Linked DNA regions of Homo sapiens: region 2 is linked to region 1. A link is a loop called in an ENCODE intact Hi-C map of the cell type or tissue named here. Cell type or tissue: MCF 10A. All regions are shown on one strand. Links, peaks and the distances in the headings refer to the core of each region. The heading gives the core; the rest is flanking DNA.

Evidence for each region. Peaks named below come from ENCODE experiments on the same cell type or tissue, not always from the same donor. Only the 100,000 strongest peaks of a DNase experiment are listed, where the experiment ranks them.
Region 2: it touches region 1 in a loop (5-fold over the local background); 4 of 110 quality-filtered maps call a loop at or near these places.

What each region holds. Positions count from the first base shown.
Region 1 is chr1:153,094,965-153,105,528 of GRCh38, forward strand. No RefSeq gene overlaps it. Among named protein-coding and RNA genes, the nearest start is that of SPRR2E, 5.7 kb to the left of the region's middle. RefSeq lists an enhancer at 4,652-5,851. In MCF 10A, for the core only: no CTCF peak of the experiment used is centred there; a DNase peak (open chromatin) is centred at 5,497.
Region 2 is chr1:153,035,970-153,046,533 of GRCh38, forward strand. It overlaps SPRR2D (small proline rich protein 2D), which reads right to left and starts at 5,151. Exons shown (of 2, transcript NM_006945.5): 1 at 5,109-5,151; 2 at 3,763-4,396. The coding sequence starts at 4,377. The coding sequence ends at 4,159. In MCF 10A, for the core only: no CTCF peak of the experiment used is centred there; no DNase peak of the experiment used is centred there.

The DNA of each region.
Region 1 (10,564 bases), core at 1,439-9,438:
AGAGACCTAACAAAGGCCTGAGTTCTGGCCCCAGATTTTTTTGCTAAGCTGTATGACCACAGCCAGGTCAACTCTCCTCCCTGGAACTGTAAACAGAAGAGCATCTTATTTACCTCTGGGTTTGGAGGCACTGACCACATTGTGCCATCTGTTGATCCTGTTCAAGCCTGAAATTTTCTGCTCCACCTCTTTCTCTTGCAGAAACCCAGATTTTACCTATATTCCTTTCCTCTTTGAGGGTTGTCTTCTACAACCCTCAAAGAGGCACTTGTGTCCCAAGATAGATACCAGAGTGAGATCCAGTCTCTCCAGTACATTTGCCACTGCTACCATCAAGGGAGTGTACTACAGGCTTTTCATTTGTAAAACTGTACTCTTATTCACCACATTAAGAAAATGGAGAAAAGGGAACCAAAGTTACAAGCATTCATTTTAAATCTATGTATTGAACCATGCCTGTATGTTTCCCTGTGAACATCATATAGAGAACAAGATGCATAGACTCACAGTATCTTATGTAAATAATTAGAAGTTTTCCAGAATAGAGGTCAGAGCACTTAAAGTCTGAAATCTAGGGGAAAATATAAACTCAGTGTGATCCTATGTGTTTGCTTTCTCTACCTCTCTTTCCAAACAGGTTTTAGTCTTTGAAAAATGGTATTTTTTAATTTGTTTGTATGTTCTTCCATTGTCTTTTCCAAAAGCTCTCTAGCCCCACAACCTGCTAGATTATCAACTCACACCCCAATGTATACCTCTCATCTGTTCATTTTAGTACACATTGTTCACTCGATACGTATGTTGTCAATGTGAATGTCTTTCACATCTTTTTAAAACTCTTCCTGCAATCAATGGGGCTTACTAAACATTGTATATTAAACATTTAAAACAGTGCTGCTGGAGCTTTCTTATCTGGGCTAATGATCAGGAAGCTTTCCAAGAATGTGATTTTATAATTGGAGAAGAAGAAGGAAGAGGAAGATAAGGAAAAAGAGGAAGAGGAGTGACTCAAATTCTTTGGAGCACTCACCAGCTATGCTCCAGATAGAGCAAGAACACTGAATCAACCCAGCATCACATCTCTCAGTTAAGCAGGTTAGGTTTCCAGATCTGCAATTGCTCCAGTCTTTAAGGAAGAGCTTTTGGCCAAGATCACTGTGGCCAGATGCTGCAGAAATACAACTATCATGTCAGCACCTTTGCGCCAGGTGTTTACAAATAGTGTTCTCACCAAATGCTTCCTATAGACTATTACACATGCCAAGCACAGTGGGTAAAGTAAACAGACTTCACTCAATAGGTCACCTACTCCTCCCCAGAGTCTCACATCACATCTACAACACAGATCCTTAGAGAAATGTCTGATTTCTAACATGCAAAATTGGAGAATTGGCTGCCAAATGAGATCACTGTGTGAGATAATACAGTTTGGGTCATGCCCTGAGACTCCCCTTCTGAGAACACCCCACTCAAACAGGCTGTTTATCACAGCAGTGCAGGCACCAGAGCAGCAGCAGCCCTAGTGCCCCCAGCATCTCAGACAGGCTCACTTTACAAGTTGAGGTGATGAACTTGAAGCTAAGAGTTCCTCACAGTCCAGGTACATGAAGAGCAGCCACAACATGAAGAGGGGCAGCTACTAGTCACAGCTTCCCCAAGTTATGACATCCAGGCCCTGAAACATAGAGTGAGGCATACTTCACACACACACATACACACACTCACACTCACATACCATGAGTCTTTATCTGTCATCTATCTACATGTCTAAAGAGGTTAGCTTTATCTTCTTTAAGAGTCTGATAGCCTTAGTTAGGTTCATTCCTATTACTTCTACTCCATAATTTTCTAGGGGATCATTAAGTATGAATTATTAGTACTTAAAAATGACAGGAAAGAACAGATACCTTTAACATTTTGCGATTCAGAAAGTATATTTGAATTTTATTAATTATATATTCACTCATGTGTGTTTGTGTTTATAATGCTATGAAATTTACATCACGTACGTAGCATTGGCTACTACTACAGTCAAGATACATAACTGTTCCATTACCACAAGGCTCCTCTGCTCCCCACTTATAGCCATAACCACCCCTCCTTTCCCAAATATTTACCTCTAGTAAATATTACTCTTTTATCCATCTCTATGATTTCATTATTTTAAGAATATTTGAGTGAATTTATACATCATGTAACCTTTTGAGAATTGCTCTTTTTTTCACATAACATAATTTCATAGAAGTCCATTCACTTTGTGCAAACACTTTTAATTTTGTCTAATGCTTGATTCAACATTTTATCTCACATTTTAATACTATACATTCCACTAAACAAAATAGTACTGGCAAATAAAGTTTTAAAATTAAATAGAAAAAAATTAAAAAACAGGAATTATGGTAAAATATTCTTGGTATGTTCAGAGATATGGTAACTGCAACTACCCATGCATATCTGCCTTCTGCTTTTATTTCTGAATGAAAGGCTAAGCCTAGCATTTGTCCTTCCTTGCTGAATCCGATAAATTACAGAACATACATAAGGTAGAATAGCGAAGATCATTAAGGTGGATGTTTTGGAAGATTATTTAATATAATTTAAAATATTCTAATTGTACTAAAACATACATAAAGCATGACAACATTTTTGTCAACATTTATTAAAAGATAGGAAACATATGAAACAATATATGAAATGTGATTTTATATGGCTGGTGAAATTACAGATGATGTTTATTTTCTTGTTTTACTTTTCAAAATATTCTCCAAATGTTACCTATTATTGAGGTAAGAATCTTAAAATTCTACTTTGAAAAACTGACAACAGACAAGCCTGTCCATTTTTCAATTAGTGAGATAATGGTCTTTTTTCTTTTCAGCATTTTTGGCCAGAGACCAAGGGTGGGGCTGGATGTAAGTAGCAGTTGCTTTATTGTTATAGCTCTACATTGGATCACATCGCTTCTAAAATCTCTCTTGAAGAAAACCCCGATAATATTCCCCATCCTCATAGCAGTGACATATGTACACAGAAGCCACAGACACCCAATATCCATATGTATCTATAAAACAGTTCACCAAAATTGGCAGATCTTCCTAGGGTAAAAAACAATCAGGAATGGGTTTGTCTACTATCCAAGACCCAGACAGATACAAATCATAAAATTGGCCATAATATGATGAAATTGGAAGTAATGGATGATGAGTAGACAGGTAATAAATATAATAGAACATAGTGATAACAATAGTACCTACCACTAAATTGTCATGAGAAAAAAAATTAAATCAGAGACTTCATATAAAGTACTTAGCACAGGCTACAGATAATACTCAAAATAGTAAAGAAACACATGGTTAATCAAAGAGATAGAGGCAAAACATCGATTTCAAGTTGTTTATGGTTAAGAAAGGTATCAGCTTTCTCTTTAAGATTGTTTATATAATCCTTGTTTTAAGTGTGTGCCAGAAGTTTTTAGGAAAAAGCAAATGCAAATGTATGATTTGAATGAAGTGTGCAGAAATAAGATAGACTGTTCTGCACTTTTGTTCTTATGTGTTACAAATGAGAGTTAACCTAAGCAGAAACTTAGAACAAAGGATACAAAAAAAGTTTTAATTTGTCCATGTTATTTGAACTGTCTACGGACTTCTTCTCAATTCAGTTAGTACAAGAAAAAATAAATCTAAAAACAATAAATAGCAGTATGTTGATTTATTGATTTGCAAAATATTAACATGTATAGATATTTTTATTCTGTGTGAAAATATATATAATGGTTTATTCTGTGTCAAAAAAATATATAATGTTACCTCCCATTTAGTCTACTGTTACTGTGGTTAGCTGTTTAGCACAATAAAAATATTGCTCATTTAAATATCACAAACTTCAGCTGGCAAACTACCTAAATTTTAGGCTAAATCCTTATAAAAAACTGAATACCTCATTAGCACTAATCTTTCCAAAGTGTATAAACCTTATAAATTCTACTTTTATTTTCTCCTTATGTTAGACCCGAATATTTAAGAGCAAAATTCAAGAGCTATTAGTAATATAAAGTACTCCTATATGCTTAGTGTTAATGAGATTAAGAAGGCTATGTGGTCAATGATGGAATGAATCAGACACTTCTCCTTGTAAGAATCTTTTGAAGAAAGTGAACGTGCATAGGCTGTGGTCTCCCTCAAAAAAAAAACTCAAAAGGAAAACAAAGAAACACAAATAAAATTGTGAAAAAATTTGGAGAGAAAAGACTGTCTGAACTCTAACATAGGATGAGAGACCTGAAAATTCTACTGTAAGTTTGAGAAAGGTTAAATAAAATATAAACACTATGAAAAAAATCCAAACTAACTTACAATCTTAAAAGATAAGCATAACTTTATGATATGATCCCGCAATAACACGTTCAAAAATTGATCTAGTACATTTTAAAATATCTTGACAAAAAATAATGTGCATTCTGTATACATATGTAACTAACCTGCACATTATGCATTTGTACCCTAAAACTTAAAGTATAATAATAATAATAATAAAATAAAAAATAATGTGCATTCAAATAATTATAGCAGCTTTAGTCATAAAATCCACTATCTGTGATCTACCAAGATATCCTTCAATAATTGAATCGATAAACTGTGGTACATCACACCCATGCAATGGAATGCTGCACAGTGATAACATGGAATGACGTGTCGAGACTCACAAAGACATGGTTGAATTTGAAATGCAAACTGATACGTAAGAAAAGTCAGTCTCAAAGGCTATAGGCCCATTTATATGATTTCTGTAAAAGACAAAATTACACATCCAAAAAGTGCAACAAACTCCGAGTTCAATGAATTCGGTGACACCCACCGTGACACACATTACAATCAAATTATCAAAAGAGAATCTTGAAAGCAGTAAGAGGGAAGTGAATCATCATATCGAAGAAATCCTTAAGAAGTAGGTGACCAAATGCTCATCAGAAACTTTAGAGATCAGCAGGTAGTGGGATGACATATTTAAAGCCCTAAAATAAAACACTTTCAACCTAGAATTCTACACACGGCAAAATTGTCCTTTAAAATGAAGGCAAAATTATGGCATTTCCAGAAATTAAAACTTGAGGCACTTCATTGGCCCTAGATTTTGTGTATGAAAAATTATAAAGAGAGACTCTCAGGTTGAATTTCAGGATGCTGGAGATAAACTATATGAAGATATAAAAATCTCTGATAAATGTACACTGGTACATAAAAGCCAGCATTATTGAAATTTTAGCTTGTAACTCCACTTTTTATTTTCTACAAGATTTAAAATGCAAATAAATACAATATAATTACAAGTCTGTGTTAGTGAACACACAATGTATAAAGACGTAATTTGTGACTCAACATAAAAACAGGATAGGTTTGTATGAGTCAACTTTTTTTTCTTTTTGACAATCTCAATGCATCACCCAGTGTGGAATGCAGTGGCATGATGTTGGCTCACTGCAACCTCCACCTCTGGGCTCAAGCAATTCTTTCCTCAGCCTCCTTAGTAGTGAAATTACAGGCATGCGCCACCACACCCAGGTAATTTTTGTATTTTTAGTAGAGACAGGGTTTCGCCATGTTGGCCAGGCTGGGTATGAGTCAACATTTCGATGCAATTGAAGTTAAACGAGTGTTAATTCAAGTAGATTACTATAACTTTAGGATATAATATATTATCCCCATTGAAACCACAATAATATTTTCAAGTATACACAAAAGATAAAAGGCAATAAAATAGTTTCACTACAAAAAAATCAAATAAACATAAATCAGACAGTATTGAAAAACAAACATTATACAGAAAAGACTAAATGCAGAAAGAAGACCTTCTTTATCAGTAATTACTTTAAATGTGAATGAATTAAATTCTTCCCAACAATACAAATTGGAAGAATGAATCAAAAAGAAAAAAATTCAACTATTTATTGTTTAAAAGAGACTAACTTTACAGCTAAAGACACAAAGAAGGTGAAAGTAATAGGATGGAAAAAGATACTTCATGTAAATGGTAGCCAAAAGAGACCAGAGGTGGCTACGCTAACATCAGACACAATTAACTTTAAGTTGAGAACTGTTATAAGACTCAACAAAAGACACATGTATTGATAGAGATTTGTTCACCAAGAAAATAGAGAAGTTATAAACATACATTTACTAAACATCAGAACTACAAAATATATGAAGATACAGTGAGAGAAATTAAAAGAAGTTGATAGGTCTATAATAAATGTTGAAAACTCAAATAATTCACTGTCAGTGAATATTTAGTGAATTCTCATTAGTGAATTCTCATGGCTAGAATAATAGAGGTTCGAAACAATAGAGGACTTAAATATATAAGCCAATCGGACCAAACAGACAAATATAGAACACTCTACCCAACAGCAGCAGGATACTCCTTACAGTTTCCTCAAGAGAACATGGAAGAACACTCTCCAGGATAGACCACATATTAGGCTACAAAACAAGTTAATATATTTTAAAAGACTAAAATCATGCAATGGACTTTTCCAATCACAAGGAAATAAAACTAAAAACATAATCAAATTAAAACAGCAAATTTCACAAATTTGTGGAAATTAAACAACACACTTAACCAACAAGTCAAATATGAAATCATAGGGAAAATTAGAAATCACTTGAGACTACTGACAACAAAACACATCATGCCAAAACTTATGGGTTGCAGCAAAAAGCAGTGCTAACAGGAAAATTTATAGCCATAACCACATACATTTTTAATGTAAAAAAAAATATCAGATCAATAATCTCATGTTACACTTAAGAAACTACAAAAAGTAAAGTAAGATGAACCCCAAAAAAGAAAATATGAGCCTAGCGTAGAGATACTAATAAAGGACAAGCAAACAGTAGAGAAAAATCAATAACATTAAGTTTTATTTCTTTGTAAAGATCAACAGACTTGACAAATCTTTAGACAGATTAACTACAGGAATAAAAAATGATGTAAGACTCAAATACCTAAATTCTTAAAAGAAAGGAGGAAGGCTACTACTGATTTTACAGAAATGAAAACAATTTGAAGAGGAAACTATAAATAATTCTATGTCAGCTTATTAAATAACCCAGTTAAAATGAACAAATTCTTAGAAATATACTGTATACCAAATCAAATCATGAAGAAATAGATAATTTGAATAGATATACAATAAGCAAGGTGATTGAATCACTAATCTAAAATCTCACTAGAAAGAAAGGTGTTGAACCAGAAAGATTTACTGGATAAATGTAAAAAAATCCTTCTCAAAATCTTCAAAAAAGAAAACTGAAAATAGAGACTACTTCCTGTCTTGTTCCATGAGGCCCGCCACTACCCTGATACAAAAACCAGACAAAGACCCTACAAGAAATGAAAACTACAGAACAATATTTCTCATGAATATTGAAGTAAAAAACACTCAAAAACATTTAACATCCCAGATAATTCCTTTGTCTCTGGGCAAGATGGCCAACTGGATGCAGCCAGGTGGAACAGCTGCCACTAAGGGACCGAGGTAACAAGTGCACTTCTAACAGATATTCAGAGGGAAGGCACTGAGAGTGAACCAAGGGAAGACCCAGAAATGAGGCTGAAAAGAGAGAAAGTTAGGAGCCCTGCACAGGGACACTATACACCAGGACTGGTTCCTGGCCTCCAGTGACTCCAGGGGAACAGCTGAGTTGAACCGACAGGGAACAACCCACTCTCGCCATGGGCCTCTGGAATCCCAGCAGGGGGAGACACCCTTAACCACCAGGGATGCTCCAGTTGGCAGGGAGAGCTGCTTAGGGAAGTGACAGGGGCAGCATGCCAGCTGATGTGGAGCCTAAAGGGTTTGGTAGGGGAGTGTCTGTAATGGAGCAGGGCCAGGGATGGCCATCTCCCTAGGCTCAACTTACTCACATAGCAGACTTTAGCCCTTGGGGAGCTGTTGGACCTGAACTCTGCATGGCAATCTTACCCTTCAGATGGGGACAGTCTGACCTGAGCACCTCCTGGTCAGCTGGTCTCTCCTGGGGTGCCAGCTTGGATGCACTTCCTTGCAGGGCAAACTCGGGCGACCTTGGGACCCACATTTTAGCGTCTGTGCTGGGAGAACACAACTAACAAATGGAGAACTCCAGTGGGGCAGCCACCCAGGGTCACCCACAAGCCCACCTGCTCACTCCTAACACTGCAGCCTCCCTGGGGCCCAGAGCAACACCCCATATCACTTTGCCAGCATGTGAGTGCATGAGTGGGTTTTGCTTTCCTCTTCTCATCAGTAGATGTGAGAGTGTGCATCCTGCCCTGTCACTGCTGCAGTGACAGTACAGTCAGTCCATTCTCCCTGGTGATAGCCATTGCAGTCACATAGCCAGCCAACCCCATCCCTGCCAATGCACCGCCCATGCCAGTGTATACCCCATGCCAACAATGGGAGTGAAACCAGGCAATGAAAACAATGGAAACTCCTGCACCCCAAACAACCACCCTTAACTGCAGCACACAGAAAAAAGACACAGACCCGCACCCACCAGCACCCTACCCATATACCAACAACACTACAAGTGTGACAGCACACACAGTAACCAGCAGGGACCCCCTACAGCCCCAAGCCACAATGCCTTCACCACTGTCGTGAACATCCCCACAGAGGCAGGTACCCTAGCACCTGCAAGAACCCTGCCCCCAGCCCAATAGTATGCACCCTGCCATGCTGACACTGCTCTTGACACATACAAACAAGAATGGACCCCACTGCCACCACACTGCAAAACACTTTGACTGACACCACCCATCAGAGTGTAGTGAACAGGGGTCAGGGAGCACCTCAGCCTCCATAGCACAGTGGATTCCTAACCTGGAGGAGCCAAAGAACAAAGTCAAGCCTGACACACTTCACTCAGAGTTATGGCATGCAGTCCAGGAATTGGGAGCTGAATGTTGGGACCCTAAAATCTTTCAGAGATGAAGCCAGTCATCTGAATTGACATTATACCACAATCAAAACCTCAAGGTTATCAAATGAGATAAAAGAAATTAAAACCCATCCAAATGTCAGCAACTTCAAAGATTGAAGGAATATAAGCACATGAAGATAAGAAAGAATCAGCACAAGAACTCTGACAACTCAAGAAGCCAGGGTGTCTTTGTTCCTCCAAACAACCACACAATCTCTCTAGCAAGGGTTTTGAACTGAGCCAGGATGGCTGAAGTGGCAGAAATGGAATTTCGATATGGATAGGAAGGAAGATCATTGATGTGGAAGACTATGTTGAAACCCAATCCAAGGAAGCTAAGAATCACAATAAAACGACGCAGGAGCTGACAGACAAAATAGCCAGTATAGAAAAGAACATAACCTACCAGATAGAGCTGAAAAACACTACAAAATTTATTATTTGTTATGTTCTAATGCAATCATGAGCATTAATTTCTGAATGGACCAAGCAGAGAAAAGAATCCCAGAGCTCAAACACTGACTTTCTGAAATAAGACAGTCAGACAAGAGAGAGAGAAACGAATGAAAAGAAATGAACAAAGCCTCAGATAAATATGGTATTTTGTAAAGAAATCAAATTAGTGGTTCATTGGTGTTGCTGAAAGAGATGGGAAGAGTGTAACCAACTTGAAAATGTGTTTCAAGATATCATCCGTGAGAACTTACCCAACCCAGCTAGAGAGGCAGACATTCAAATTCAGAAAATGCAGAGAACTCTAGTAAGATACTACAGAAGAACATCATCTGCAAGACAAATAATCATCAGATTCTTCAAGGTCAAATGAAAGAATAAATGCTAAAGGCAGCTAGAGAGAAAGGTCAAGTCACCTACATAGGGAAGCCCATCAGACTAACAGCAGACCTCTCAGCAGAACCTATATAGTCCAGAAGAGACTGGGAGCCAATATACAACATTCTTAGAGAAAAGAAATACCAACCCAGAATTTCATAACTACTCAAACTCAGTTTCATAACTTAAAGAGAAAAAAGATCCTTTTCAGACAAGCAAAGGCTAAGGGAATTTGTTACCACCAGACCTACCTTACTAGAGGGGGCAGTAAATATAGAAAGACAATTACCAGCAACTACAGAAACACACTGTAGTATACAACCAGTGACACTATAAAGCAACCACATAAACAAGTTTTCAGAATAACCAGCTAACATCATGACACAATCAAATCCACATGTATCAATACTAACCTTGAATGTAAATGGACTAAATGCCCCAATTAAAACCCAGAGTGGCAAGCTAATAAAAGAACCAAAATCCATTGGTGTGCTGTGTTCAAGAGACCAAACTCACATATAATGACCCACATAGGCTCAAAGTAAGGGGATGGAGAAAAATCTACCAAGCAAACAAACAAACAAAAAACAGAAAAAAGCAGGTGTTGCCATCCTAATTTCAGTCAAAGGAGACTTTAAACCAACAAACATCAGAAAAGGACTAAAACATTTCATAATGGTAAAGGAATCAAATCAACAAGAAGACCTAACTATCTTAAATATATGTGCACCCAACACAGGAGAACTCAGATTTATAAATCAAGTTCT
Region 2 (10,564 bases), core at 1,327-9,326, 59 kb before region 1:
TTGGTAGAATAATCTATTTTCTTTTGTATATATACTCAGTAATGGGATTGCTGGGTGAAATGGTAGCTCCATTTTAAGTTCTTTGAGAAATCTCCAAATTGCTTTCCACGATGGCTGAACTAATTTACATTCCCATCAACTGTGTATAAATGTTCTGTTTTCTCCACAGCCTTGCCAGCAACTGCTGTTTTTTGACTTTTTAAATAATAGCCATTTTAACTGGTGAGAGAGGGTATCTCATTGCGGTTTTGATTTACATTTCTGTGGTGATTAGTGATGTTGAACATTTTTTCATGTTTTTTGGCCACTCCTATGTCTTCTTTTGAGAAGTGTCTGTTCATATCTTTTGCCCACTTTTCAATGTGATTATTTGGTTTTTGCTTGTTATGTTGTTTAAGTTCCTTTTAGATTCAGGATATTAGACCTTAGTCAGATGATTTACAGATATCTTCTCCCATTGAGTAAGTTGTCTGTTTGCTCTGTTGATAGTTCCTTTTGCTATGAAGAGGCTCTTTAGTTTAACTAAGTCCCACTTGTCAATTTTTACTTTTGTTGCTATTCTTGTTAAGAACTTGCTCATAAACTCTTTCCCAAGACCAATGTCCAGAATGGTGTTTCCTATGTTTTTTTCTAGGATTCTTATATTTGAGACATTATATTTAAATCTTTAATCCATCTTGAGTTAATTTTTGCAGGTGGTGAAAGATAGAGGTCCAGTTTCATTCTTCTGCACGTGGCTAGCCAGCTATCCCAGCAGCATTTATTTAATAGACAGCTCCTTACATGTTCGTCATTTTTGTTGACATTGTCAACAATTAGATGGCTGTAGGTGTACAGCTTTATTTCTGGGTTCTCTATACTGTTCCGTTGGTCTACGTGTCTGTTTTTGTATCAGTATCATGCTGTTTTGGTTACTGTAGCATTATAATATAGCTTAAAGGCAGGTAATGTGATGCCTCCAGCTTTGTTCTTTTTGTTTAGGATTGCTTTATCTATTTGAGCTCTCTTTTGGTTTTATATGAATTTTAGAATAGGTTTTTCTAATTCCGTGAGAAACTGCGTTCATAGTTTGAAAGGAATAGTGTTGAATCTGTAGATTGTTTTGGGCAGTATGGCAATTTAACAATGTACAAAATCAGTAGCATTTGTATACATCAATAAGGTTCAAGCTGAGAGTCAAATCAAAAATGGAATCCCATTTACAATAGCCACCGAAAAAAAAATAACTAGGAATACATATAATCAAGGAGGCGAAAGGGAGAATATACAACATCTCTACAGGGAGAACTATAAAGCACTTCTGAAAGAAATCATAGATAACACAAACAAATGAAAAATTCCATGTCTGTGGATTGGAAGAATCAGCTCACTTTCTAACCAAGTGTGGTTTAAGGCTCTTGGAAAGCTGTTTTGCTTCATTTCTTTTTGTTTTGTTTTAAGATCTAGCTTTTGATTACTTTGGGAATATGATTCCTCAAAAATTTAGTAGATTTCTAATCTATTTTCTTCTAGCCAGTTCTATATGCTAGTAACTATACCCACATTTCTTCATTTCCTTCGCAGATGAAATTCTTGTGCTTATTTATTCCTTCTTTTTTCCATGTCTGTCTTCCTCAACTGTGGCTTCTTTGACACTCTTTGGAAAAATAAACGTAGGTGGGATGACATTAAAACTTAATCTAATCTTAAGTGCAAACCTGAGTTTTAATGAACTTTTGTCTCTCAAAATTATTCTCGATTTTATCTCTTTCTATTTAAAAGTAATTGAGTTTCCCAACTCTGCAGATTTTTGGTTTCCCTCTATTCTCTTGCATTTATGTTTACAAAAGAGCCCATTTTCTTTGTTTTTAAAATACCTTTATTGACACAGAATTTACATACCATGAAATTCACCCTTTTGACGTGTACACTCAATAGTCCTTAGTAGGTTCACAGTTATACAATTATCACCACTAATTTCAGAATCTTTTAATCACTCCTCCAAACAACTCCATACTGACAAGTTGTTAATCCTCATTCCCCTGCCCCTAGACCCCTAGAAATCACTAGTCTACTTTCTGGTTCTATAAATTTGCCTATTCTGGACATTTCATATAAATAATATTATACAATATGTGGTCCTTTGTATCTGGCTTCTTTAACTTAGCATAATATTTTAAATACTGATTTTTGTTGTAGCGTGTATTAGTATTTCATTCCTTTTAATTGCCATATTTATGTCCATGAGTACCCAATGTTTAGCTTCCATTCATAAGTGAGAACATGTAGTATTTGGTTTTATGTTCTCACATTAATTTGTTTAGGATAATGGCCTCCAGCTTCATTCATGTTGCTGCAAAGGACATGATTTCTTTCTTTTTCATGGCTATGTAGCTTTCCATGATGTATATGTAATTGTATGTATTCAATTGTAACTTTTTAATTTACTTGTAACTTTGTACCCATTTAATTATTATTTAATCATAATTAAATTGTATTACTTGTATTGTATTATTATAATACAATTAATTGTATTATTTAATTATAAATAAAAATTATAATTCATTATATTTATTTAATTGTAACTTTATACCCGTTTAACTGTAACTTTGTACCCACTAACTAACCTCTCCCCATCCTTCCCTCCCTCCCCTACACACTCCCCAATCCCTGACAACCACTGTTCTACCCTCCACCTTCATGAAAGCAACTTTTTTAGCTCCAACATATGAAGGAGAACATACAATATTTGCCTTTCTGTGTCTTACTTATTTCATTTAACATAATGTTCTGTAGGTTCATCCATGTTGTCACAAATAAGATTTTATTCTTTTCATTGCTGAATAGTGTTCTACTGTGTATATAAACCATATTTTCCTTATCCATTCATCTGTTACTGAACACTTAGGTGGATTCCATTTCTTGGCTATTGTGCAAAGTGCTGTGATAAACAGGGGAGTGCAAATATCTTTTTGATATACTAATTTCGTCTCTTTTGGGTATACACCCTGTAGTGGGTTTGCAAGATCATATATTACTTCTATTTCTAACTTTTGAGGAAACTTCATACTGGTTTCCGCAATGGCTGTACAGGTGGTATTAGGTTTTCTGTTTCTGATTTTGTTGGCTTAGCATAATGGCCTCCAGTTTGATCCACTTTGCTACAAAAGACATGATCTAATTTTTTTATAGCTGTGTAGAATTCATGGCGTATATTTATCACATTTTTAAAATCCACTCTACTATTGATGGGCTTTTGGGTTGATTCTATGCCTTTGCTATAGTGAACACGGCTGCGATAAATATACACATGCATGTGTCTTTATGGTAGAATGATTTATATTCCTTTGGGTATATACCCAATAGTGAGACTGCTGGGTCAAATAATAGTTCTGTTTTAATGATGATGTACTGCTGCTAATAGACTACTATCAAATGAGTAGTAATGATATGTCAGAAATTGTGTCAACTGAATTCCTGATATTAATTCCATTTTATGCCTAAGATAAGTTAGTGATATAAATATTATTTTCCACATTTTAAAATGAAGAGATTAAAATTCTGATTGATTTGTTCTTCAAATCAATCAAACACTAATTAAGGAAAATAAAAGGGGTTTAAAATGATATAAAAATAATCATTGTTATGGCCCAAAATTCAGATAACAATAATTGTGAAATCCTGGTCCTGGGGATCAGAGAAAGGTAGAACAAAATCCAAATAATCATATAATATTACTAATAAAGCAGATTCTAAAAGAAACAAAAGATCCATTCACAAATATATATGCATAGATACTTTATTCAGGGAGTGAAAGATAAATGACAATTGCAAAGGTGGTAGAAGCTCATGACCAGGTGACAGACAGACACAGAACACATCAACAGAATTGTCTGATGGTTCCCAGGGAGAGAGCTGCTGCTCTTTCTTCCGAAGCTCTGGGAGCTGGCACAGCTGAGGACTTCCTTTTCTTAGCTCCACCTGGACAGTGGCAGTATGGCAGCCTCAGAAAGGGAATCTTTTGCTGTCACAGATCATCACAGGCAGGCCACAGGTTAAGGAGAAAGAAGCTCCCTGTGCATCCATGGAAGGCTTTGGTGAGAAGATGCAAGTGGAGCTGTGGAACGAGGTGAGCCAATTATCCTTATCCTCTCATGCTCCTGATGAATCCTGAAGCTGTTACTTGCTCTTGGGTGGACACTTTGGCTGGCAGGGTGGGGAAGGTGTCACAGGAGGATATTTCTGCTGGCACTGCTGAGGTGGGCAGGGCTGTGGACACTTTGGTGATGGGCAGGGCTCAGGGCACTTCGGGGGTGGACATGGCTCTGGGCACTTTGGCGTGGGGCACACAGGAGGTGGCTGGCAGGGCTGCTTGCACTGCTGCTGTTGATAAGACATCCTGCTGGAGTCTCAGGATCTGAAAGAAATGATACAACAGTGTTTGTGGGAAGGGACTCCTCCAGAGAGAGAAGCTAATGCTTATGTAATACCATGAAATATTATTTCCCCATCTCCAAGAAATTATTTAAACTCTTAACTGCCTTTTCAAGACTACTTCGTTTCTCCCTTCCACTTTAGCAAATTGCTTCATTGGCCCTGGGAAATCTTGTGTTTTCTCATACAATTTTTCCAAAGAAAATATCTCTGTAGTAATGAACCAAGCATGTTATTTCTGTGAAAATAACATCTTTAGGAAAGGCAGTGACAAGTTCAGATACCATGAGCAATCTCACAAGCCATTTCTCTTATCATTATCTGTAGTAAAGTCCCAGTGGGTTGACTTGAGCACAGAACAAAGGGCTGTTTGGGAAGGATTGCAGGCTCTTGGCACCTGTTAAGACACAAACCTTTGAAAAAGACACCAGGAAAACATGGGGAAAAAATACTTTGTTCTTTTTTCTTCTTCAATTCAAAGCTTTCCTATTAACTTCTCTGTCCGTATGGACACCTAACTGTATACAAGAAACAAGCTAAAATAGCATATCACTGTACTCTAAATCTAAATTTCCATCTACTAAGTAGAATCAAACCCATGGTTACAGAATTGTATCAACCAAACTTGCTGTTTTCAGATTAAATTCAATATTTCAGGTCACAAAGAACTGAGGAACTCAAGGACTCACACTCACCAGGTTCTCCAAAGCAGATCGGTGCTAGAGTACCAGGAGTTTAAGAGTTGTGCAGCAGGGAACCTCTTTATAGGACGTTCTGCCCCACCCAGTGGGAAGTGGAACTGCCTAAAACTGGGCTGGTCCAGCAATGTCCAAAGTAAAATGCAAATGTATCCATATCTGGCATGAGAGGCATTCTCAAACTAGGAAATATCCTGTTCTGGGATCTCCCCACTGGGTTAAGTGCTCATGAGTCACAGAGAACCTGCCTTAGATCTCAGTTTCAGTGACTTTCGTCAGAGAGATAATTGGAGGGATTCTCTAACCGGTTGTCAAGGGCTCTCTTTCTTGATTGGGAACAATGATCCCTTCCTATCTTACCTCCCCTGAGTCATAAAACTTCCTGTCCTGATCCACTCTAGCTGAATGCCATATTGTTGTACATGAACCCAACTCTACCTCTACTTTCCTCATACAGTTGGCCAATGTGCTAGAAGGAAGGAGAGACTTAACAAAGGCCTGAGCTAAGCTTTTTCTTTGCTAAGTTCCATGACAACAGGCATGTCACCTCTCCTCCCTGGGATTATAAACAGGGGACAATAATACTTACCTCTGGGTTTGCAGGCTGACCACATTGTGCTATCTGCTGACCCTGTTCAAGACTGAAATTTTCTTTGCCACCTTTTTCTCAGATAAAACCTCAGATTTTTACCTATATTCCTTTCCTCTTTGAAGCTGTCTTCTGCACCACATTTGTAGCTTCTGCACCACATTCGTAGAGGCACTTGCATCCCAGGACAGATTTGAGAGTGAGATCTAGTCTCCACAGCACGTTTGCTACTTGGTGCCATCAAGGATGTGTACTACAGCCTTTTTATTTATAAAAAGTAATGGAGAGAAGGAAACTAAAGTTACAAGTATTGACTCAAAATCTATGTATGGAACCATGCATATATGGTTCCCTGTGAACATCCTATAGAGAACAAGCTGCATAGACATTATCATATGTAAATAATTAGAAGTAGGTGTGCAGAGTGAGGAAGGTAAGAGCACTTAAAGTTTAACTCAAGGGGAAAATACAAACAAAGGGTAATCCAATATGTATTCTTCCTCTCTATTTCCAAACAGGTTTTAGATGTTTCTCAGTGTTTTTTAATTTGTTTGCATGTTCTTCCTTTGTCTTTTCCATAAACCTTCTAGTCCCACAAACTGCTAGATTATCAACTCATACCCAATGTATACCTGTCATCTGTCCATTTTGGTACATATTGTTCACTTAACACATATGTTGTCAATGCATTTAGTGATTGTCCTTTCACAACTTTTTTAAATGCTTCCTACAATCAGTGAGCCTTTCTAAGTACTGTATATTAAACATTTAAAGTGATGTTGCTACTGCTTCCTTATCTGGACCATTAATCGGGAAGCTTCCCAAGAACATGGTTTTATAAGTGAATAAGAAGAAAGGAGAATGAGGAAGAGGAAAGACTCAAAATCACTGGAGCAGTCACCAACTGTGCTCCAGGAAGGGCAGAGTGTTGAATCAAGCCAGCATCACATCCCTCAGTTAAGTAGGTTAGGTTCCCAGAACAGCTGTTGCTCCTGTCAGTAAGGAAGAGCTTTTAGCCAAGATCACCACTGGCCAGGACACTACAGAAATAGAGCCATCATGTCAGCACCCTGAGGCCAGGTGATTACAAATGGTGTTCTCACCAAATGCTTCCTATAGACTATTACACATGCCACGCACTTCACCAGCCAAAGTAAAAGTCCTTTACTCAATAAATCACCCACTACTCCCCAAGAGCCTCACATCACATCTAAAACATAAATCCATAGAGAAATGTCTAATTTCTGCCATGCAAAATTGAAGAATTCGCTGCCAAATGAGATCACTGTGTGAGATAACACAGTTTGGGTCACAACCTGAGACTCCCCTTCTTAGGACACCCCACTCAAACAGGCTGCTTATCACAGCAGTGCAGGCACCAGAGTGGCAGCAGACCTAGTGCCCCCAGCATCTCAGACAGGCTGACTTTACAAGTTGACGTGGAGAACTGGAAACTCAGAGTTCCTCACAGACCAGCTACATGAGGAATGGCCATAACATGAAGAGGGACAGCTAATAGTCACAGTTTCCCCAAGTTAGGACATCCAGGCCCTGAGACATAGAGCGAGGCATACTTCACACACACACACACACACACACACACACACACACACACCCCTCATGGGTCTTTATCATCTATCTTCATGTCTAAAGAGCTTAGCTTTATGTTCTTTAAGAGTCTGATAGCCTTAGGCTCATTCCTAATACTTCTACTTCCTGATTTTCTAGTAGATCATTAAGTATGAATTACTAGTACATAAAAATGACAGGAAAGAACAAAAAATTTATTTGGTCTAATATTTGATGCAACATTTTATCTCATATTTTACTATGATACATTCCACTAAACCAAATAGTGCTAGCAAATGAAGATTTAAAATTAAATATGTAAACAAATAAAGAAACAAGAATCATGGCAAAATATTCTTCTTATGCTCAGAGAAATGGTAACTGTAAGCCCCCATGCATATCTGCCTTCTGCTTTTATTTCTGAATGGAAGGCTTAGTCTCCATTGTCTTTCCATAATTCAATGTATCAGATAAAGATATAGTAGAATTCTGAAGATAATTAAGAAGGATGTTTTGAAAGATTACTTAATATTATTTAAAACATTAAATTTTACTAAAAACTTATGTAAAGGATGATAACATTTTCATTAACATGTATTTGTTAAAAGTTAGGAAATATGTAAAACAACATATTAAATGTGATTATATTTGGCTGGTATAATTACAGATGATGTTTATTTTCTTGTTTTACTTTTCAAAATATTCTCCGAATGTTACCTATTATTGAGTGAGGAATCCTAAAATTCTAATTTGAAAAGCTGACAAGAGACAACCCTGTCCATTGTCCAATTAGTGAGAAAACGGTCTTCCTTCTTTCCAGCATTTTTGGCCAGACACTAAAGGTGGGGCTGGATGTAAGTAGCAGTTGTTTTATTGTGATAGCTCTACATCTGATCACATCACTACTAAAATCTGTCTTGAAGAAAACCCCAATAATAATCCCCATCCTCATAGCATTCACACACACACACAGAAGCCACAGACACTCCATAGCCATATGTATCTATGAAACAGCTCACCAAAATTAGGAGATCATACTAGGTTAAAAAAATCGGAATGAGTTTGTCTACTATCCAGGAGCCACGTGGATAGAAAGCATAAATTGGCCATAATATGATGAAATTGGAAGAAATGGGCGATCAGTAGGACAGGTAGTAACTATAATAGAACATAGTGATAATAATAGTACCTACCACTAATTGTCATGAGAAAACAACTAAAGCAGAGACTGCATTTAAAGTACTTAGCACAGGCTACAGATAGTGCTCAAAATGCTAAAGTAACACATTGTTAACGAAAGAGATAGAGACAAGATATCGAGTTCGAGTTGTTTATGGTTGAGAAAGTTATTTGCTTCACCTTTAAGATCTTTTATATTATCTTATTGAAGTGTGTGCCAGAAGTTTTTAGGACAAAACAAATGCAAATATATGATTTAAATGAAGTGTGCAGAAACAATAAGATGGGATGATTTTGACACTTATCCTATGTGATGAAAATGAGAGTTAACCTAAGCAGAAATTTACAGCAAAGGACAGAAACCAGATGCTTTAATTGTTCCTTGATGTTTGGACTCTCTAAGACTTTCCTCTGAATTCAGTTAATATAAGAAAATAAATCTAAATACAAAAAATAGCAGTATGTGGATTTGTTCATGTGTAAAAACAAATAGCACTTATAAAGATTCAGCATTCTGTGTGAAAAAAATATACAATGTTACCTCCAATTTAGTTTGCTGTTACTGTAGTTAGCTGTTTAGGATAATAAAGAAATCACTCATTTAAATATCACATTCCTTCTGGTGGCAAATTACCTAAATTTTAGGCTAAATCATTATAAGAAACTGAATAGCTCATCAGTATTAACCTTCTCAAAGTGAATAGACCCTATATATTCTACTTTTATTTTCTCTATATGTTAGATCAGTATATTTAAGAGCATAATTTCAAGAGCTATTAGTAATATAAAGTAATCCCGTATGCTTAGTGTTAAAATGAGAATGAGAAGGATATGTGGTAAATAATGGAATGAATCAGACACCTCTTTTTGTAAGAATCTTTTCAAGACAGTGAATGTGCATAGGCCGTGGTTTCCCTCCAGAAAAGTTAAAAAGGAAAACGAAGAAACACGGACAAAATTGTGAAAACATTTGCAGAGAAAAAACTGTTTGAACTCTAACATATAAGACAAGAGACCTGAATTCTGCTGCAAGTGGGAGAAAGGCTAAATAAAATATAAACATTATGAGAAAAGTCGACACTAATTCACAATCTTAAAGAGATAAACATAATTTTGTTATATGAGTCAACAAAAGCACATTCAAAAATTGATCTAACAGATTTCAAAATATGTTGACAAAAAATAACCTGCATTCCAATGATTATAGCAGCTTTATTCATAATCTCCAAGATCTGTGATCTACCAAGATGCCCTTCAACAATTCAATTGATAAACTGTGGTGCATCACACCCAAGCAATGGAATACTATGCAGTGATAACATGGAATGACCTATCAAGACTCACGAAGACATGGCTGAATTTAAAATGCAAGCTGATAAGTAAAAAATAGTCAGTCTCAAAGGCTATATACTGTATGGTTCCATGTATACAAATTCTGAAAAATGCAAAATTACACATCCAAAAAGCACAAAAAACTTCCAGTTAAATTAATTCAATGACACCCACACTGAGACACTTTATAATTAAACTATCAAAAGAGATAATATCAAAAGCAGCAAGAGGCAAGTAAATCATCATATCTAAGGGATTATTAATAAATAGTTGACCAAATTCTTACCAAAAGCCTTTAGGATCAGGAGGCAGCAGGATGATATATTGAAAATAAAGAAAACCTAGAATTCTTTCAACCTAGAATTCTACAGCTGGCAAAATTATCCTTAAAAATGATGGCAAAATTATAACGTTTTTGGAAATCAAAACTTAAGGCAGTTCATTGCCCCTAGATTTTCTGTATGAGAAATGATAAAGAGAGCCTCTGAGGTTGAATAAAAATGCTGGAGAGAAATTTGAAACTGTATGAGAACACAAAAATCTCTGGTAAATGTACACAGATACATAAAAGCCAGCATTATTGTAATTTTAGCTTGTAACTCCACGTTTTATTTTCTACAAGATTTAAAATGCAAATGTGTACAAAATAATTGCAAATCTGTGTTAGTGAACACACAATGTATAAAGATATAATTTGTGAACTCAACATAAAAAGAGGATAGGATTGTGTGAGTCAACTTTTCTTTTTTTTATTTTTTATTAATTTTTTCATTTTTTGAGACAG